Linked DNA regions of Homo sapiens: region 1 is linked to region 2. A link is a loop called in an ENCODE intact Hi-C map of the cell type or tissue named here. Cell type or tissue: GM12878. All regions are shown on one strand.

Region 1 (2,500 bases), 88 kb after region 2:
TTTCCGTTGGTCTGTGGGTTTGTTTTTGTACCACTATTGTGTTATTTTGGTTACTGTATAGCCTTATAGTATAGTTTGAACTTAAGTAATGTGATGCCTCCAGTTTTGTTGTTTTTGCTTGGATTGCTTTTGCTATTTTGGCTCTTTCTTTTTATTCCATATAAATTTTAGGATGTTTTTCTAACTCTGTGAAAACTGAAATTTGTAGTTTGATAGAAATAGTGTTGAATCTCTAGATTGCTTTGGCCAGTATGGCCATTTTAATAATATTGAGTCTTCCATTTCATGAGCCTGGACTAGTTTTCCATTTGTTCGTGTCACTATGATTTTTTTCGGTGTTTTCCATCTATGATATGTTTGCAGTGTTTTGTTTTTCTCCTTGCAGAAATCTTTCACCTCCTTGGTTAGATACATTCCTAGGCATTTTACATTTTGTCTGTGGCTATTGTAAATTGCATTGCATTCTTGATTATACTCTCAGCTTGAGCATTATTGGTGTACAGAAATGCTACTCAGTTTTGTACATTGATTTTGTATCCTGAAACTTTACTGAAGTTGTCTGTCAGTTCCAGGAGCCCTTTGGCTTAGTCTTTATGGTTTTCTAGGTATAAAGTCATATCATCAGTGAAAAGAGGTAGCTTGGCTTCTTTTTCTATTAGAATGCTCTTCATTTCTTTCAGTTAATTGCTCTGGCAAGGACTTCCAGTACTATGTTGAACAGGAGTGGTAAGAAGAGATATACTTGTCTTGTTAACAGTTCTCAAGGGGAATGCTTCCAGCTTTTGCCCCTTCAATATAATGTTGGCTGTGGGTTTGTCATAGATGACTCTTACTATTTTGAGATATGTTCCTTTGATGCCTATTTTGTTGACAGTTCTTGTCATGAAGGGATGCTGGATTTTATTGGAGGCTTTTTCTGTGTCTGTTAAGATGATGATATGGTTTCGGGTTTCAATTCTGCTTTTGTGGTGAGTCACATTTATTGATTTGTGTATGTTGAACCAAACTTGCATACCAGGCATGAAGCCTACTTAATTGTGGTGAATTAACTTTTTTATGTGCTGCAGGATTCAGTTTGCTAGTATTGTGTAGAGGATATTTTTGTCTATGTTCACCAGAGGTATTGGCCTGTAGTTTTCTTTTTTTTGTTGTTGTGTCTTTTCCAGGTTTTGGTATCAGGGTGATGTTGGCTTCATTGAATGAGATAGTGAAGAGTCTCTCTTCCTCAATTTTTTAGAATAGTTTCACTTGAATTGGTATCAGTTCTTCTTTGTACACGTGGTAGAATTCGGCTGTGAGTCCATTTTGTTTGAGGCTTTTTTGTGTTTGTAGGTTTTTTATTAATGATTAAACTTCAGAACTTAATATCAGTTGCTTCAAGGTTTCAATTTCTTCCTGATTCAATCTTGAGATGTGTGTTTCCAGAAATTTATCCATTTCCTCTAGATTTTCTAGTTTGTGTGCACAGATGTGTTCATAATAGTCTCTGAGGATCTTTTGTATTTTTGTGGTATTAGTTGTAATGTCACCTTTGTCATTTTTGATTGTGCTTATTTGGACCTTCTCTCTTTTTCTCTTTTATTAATCTAGCTGGAAGTCTATCAGCCTTGTTTATCCTTTTCAGGAATTAACTTGGGTTTTGTCAATTCTTTGTATGGATTTTTGGATCTGAATTTCATTCAGTTCTGCTCTGATTTTAGTTATTTTGTGTGTGTGTGTGTGCTAGCTTTGGGGTCAATTTGTTCTTGTGTTTTCTAGTTACTCTAGGCGTGATGTTAAATCATTAATTTGAAATTTTTCTAATTTTTTGAGGTTGGTGTGTTAGCCCTATAAACTTTCCTCTTAACACTGCTTTTGCTGCATCCCAGAGATTTTGATATGTTTTGCCTCTGTTTTCATTTGTTTCAAAGAATAATTTGATGTCTGACTTAATTTCATTGTTTATCCAAAAGTGATTTATGAGCAATTTGTTAAATTCCTATGTAATTTTGTGGTTTTGAGGGATCTTCTTGATATTGATTTTAATATTTATTCCACTGTATTCTGAGAATATGGTTGGTATGATTTCACTTTTTTTAAATTTATTGAGACTTGCTTTATGGTTGAGCATGTGGTCAGTTTTAGAGTATGTTCTGTGTACTATTGAGACAAATGTGTTTAATGGGTGAAACATTCTGTAGATGTTTATTAGATCCAATGGTCAAGTGTCAAATTTAGGTCCAGAAGTTCTTTGTTAGTTGTCTGCCTCAATTGATCTGTCTAAGAGCATCAGTGAGGGGTTGAAGTTCTGCACTATTATTTTCTTGGTGTCTAAGTCTTTCTGTAGGTCTAGAAGTAGTTGCTTTAAGAATCTGGTGTTCCAATGTTGGGTATATATATTTAAAGTAGTTAACTCTTCTTGACTTAACTTGAATTGAACCCTTTGTTGTTATGTAATGCCCTTCTTTGTCATTTTTTGCTGTTGTTGGTTTAAAGTCTGTTATTTCTGATATAAAAACAG
Region 2 (2,500 bases):
GATGAGATAGGGGTTTGAGAGAACTAAAAGTGAAATTCCAGTTCATCAACAACCTTGTTTTTCAAAGATTTCTTAAAAAACTTTTTTCATTGGTAGCTTGTGAAATTCTTTCTCCATCATCTCTTTTACATAAAATATTGACAAACTGATAATAAGTCTTATTCCTTTCAGTTCCTTGAAAATCTGGGCTTTTACCTTCTAATTCTGAGTGTGGTAAAACTCACATGCACAGACTTTTAAATACTCACACAGCAATCCCACCAGAGTGTACCTTGACTAGCCTTCACATGTGACACAACATGGATCACATAAGATATAGATGAATGTCCTTTGTGAAGCAATGTCTGACTGTAGGATGTAGAATGGTTTGGCTGAGTTTGGAGACAGGAACTAGAGATCTGATTCTTGGTTTTGCCATATTAAGGCTGTGTGTCTTATGACAAACCAGTTTTCCCCTCAAATTAGTAATTTATAACAAATTAATCTACTGTGCTTTTGAGGTGGGCAAGAATTTTTTAATTTAATTAAATTATTTTTTTTAAAAAAAGCTTCCTAAGTGACTGTACTGCTCAGCCAGTCTTGAAAACAATAAACAAAGTCTTTGAGCTTCAATTTCTTCATTTATGCATTAGGAACATTAATGATTTCTTCAGCACATGAAATTATACGTGAAATTCTCAAGTGCAGAGCAGTCTGGAGATGTAGTATAGTGGCAGTTTTAATTGTGTGACCCATGTGTCACACAGATAAGATTTCGGTAGTGGGCATAGAAATAAAGGAAGTGTAAATGAGAGTAGAGACCTAGGTAACAGAACTGAAAACAAATGGAAGCCACCTCTGTTTTCCACAGCTGAGAATTCTTATAACGTGCCATCTGTGAGAGGTTAGTCCTGTGAATAGCCCTACACATAAAGCCAGATTTCTACTGAAGAATGGAGCTTACATCCTATGAGGTCTATATAATCCTGTATTCCTCCCTTATATTTTATGTTGCCTGTCTTGGCTCAAGTAATTGCAGGCCATTTGAGGTCAGGGTTTGAGTCTTTCCTTTCTCATAGGCACTCCTATTATTGTTCTGATTACAGAGAAAATTCTCAGCAAATGTTGATTGATGATTGGTTACGATTCTTGGACTTCTTCCTATTATGAGTAATTGATGCCCTCGAATGACTCAGCATTAGATTGGGGCTAATTAAGGATATCTTTCTGTGACGATCTCTGCCCTGTCACAAGTTATTATAGTTTTCTTATATCGCCTGAAAAAACTCACCACATTCTCTCTGAACACCAAGATTGTACCCATTCCTACATAAGGCATACGGAGCTACTTTTAGGGGAGGATAGGGTTCAAATCTATGCTGCTTTTTCTTGTTTTCAAATAAACTCATCATTTCACTGAACAAAGCCAAGTCACTTTCAAGCTGTGCCTTCTTATTGTCAAAAGCAGCCATCCCAGTTAACTTAGTGAAAAACAATAAACTGGTTGATCTGGCAAGACAAAGACAAGGCTTCATCTGATGGGTACGTTTTCCAACTTGTTAATTCACTGCTGTTTAGACATCGTCTTTGACAGAGTCTGTGACTGTTCAGAAGAATGACTCCCAAAAGTTAATAATGTGGGGAGCAGGGGAAAGAGATCAGTCTAGTAATCTACTCACCTACTTCATCTATGCTGTGCATGGCTGATAGCGGGAGGGATAAGTAGTTGGCTACATTTTTCTTTCTTTCTTTCCTTTACTCAAAATATTATCCCAGGAGATGTAGACATAAAGAAATGTATAGGCCGGGCACGGTGGCTCACGCCTGTAATCCCAGCACTTTGGGAGGCCGAGACGGGCGGATCACGAGGTCAGGAGATCAAGACCATTCTGGCTAACACGGTGAAACCCCGTCTCTACTAAAAATACAAAAATTAGCCGGGCATGGTGGCGCGCGCCTGTAGTCCCAGCTACACGGGAGGCTGAGGCAGGAGAATGGCGTGAACCCGGGAGGCGGAGCTTGCAGTGAGTCGAGATCGCGCCACTGCACTCCAGCCTGGGCGACAGAGTGAAACTCCGTCTCAAAAAAAAAAAAAAAAAAAAAAGAAATGTATAATCTTCAGGAGTGTGTCTGTACTTGTCTTCTTATCAAAAAAGTCCTTGAATTCTGCCCAGGCTGGGGTTCCTGAGTGTGGAGCTGGCCCTCAGCTGAGGGTAGAAGAAAGGAGAATTGAGTTAAGAAACCAAAGTAATGGCTGGAGAACCAAAGGATGTTCCCAGGCATCAAATCCAAAGGGCCCAGCAATGAAGCTTGATCCGATCCAAACAAAAGAATAAATACTTGGGTCAGACAAGACTGAAGTAGGAGATTTGAGTGATTGAGGGAAGAGAAAGAGGACAGTGTAAGGGGGTGCTAGAGAGGGAGATTTAAGAGCTTGCTGTGGCCTTGCCTATGGCTAATAGGTCGGGGTGATATCGAGGGTATTGGGCTGCTTCTAAGAAAAGAGGCGTCCACAGACAGC

The links. Peaks named below come from ENCODE experiments on the same cell type or tissue, not always from the same donor. Only the 100,000 strongest peaks of a DNase experiment are listed, where the experiment ranks them.
Region 1: a loop joins it to region 2, with 5 times the contacts of the local background. A loop is called at or near these places in 1 of 110 quality-filtered maps.

The regions. Positions count from the first base shown.
Region 1 is chr10:90,046,400-90,048,899 of GRCh38, forward strand. No RefSeq gene overlaps it. Among named protein-coding and RNA genes, the nearest start is that of LINC01375, 90 kb to the left of the region's middle. RefSeq lists an enhancer at 1,098-1,247. In GM12878, no CTCF peak of the experiment used is centred here; a DNase peak (open chromatin) is centred at 982; H3K27ac peaks cover 2,458 bases.
Region 2 is chr10:89,958,810-89,961,309 of GRCh38, forward strand. No RefSeq gene overlaps it. Among named protein-coding and RNA genes, the nearest start is that of LINC01375, 2.7 kb to the left of the region's middle. In GM12878, no CTCF peak of the experiment used is centred here; DNase peaks (open chromatin) are centred at 972 and 1,082; H3K27ac peaks cover 269 bases.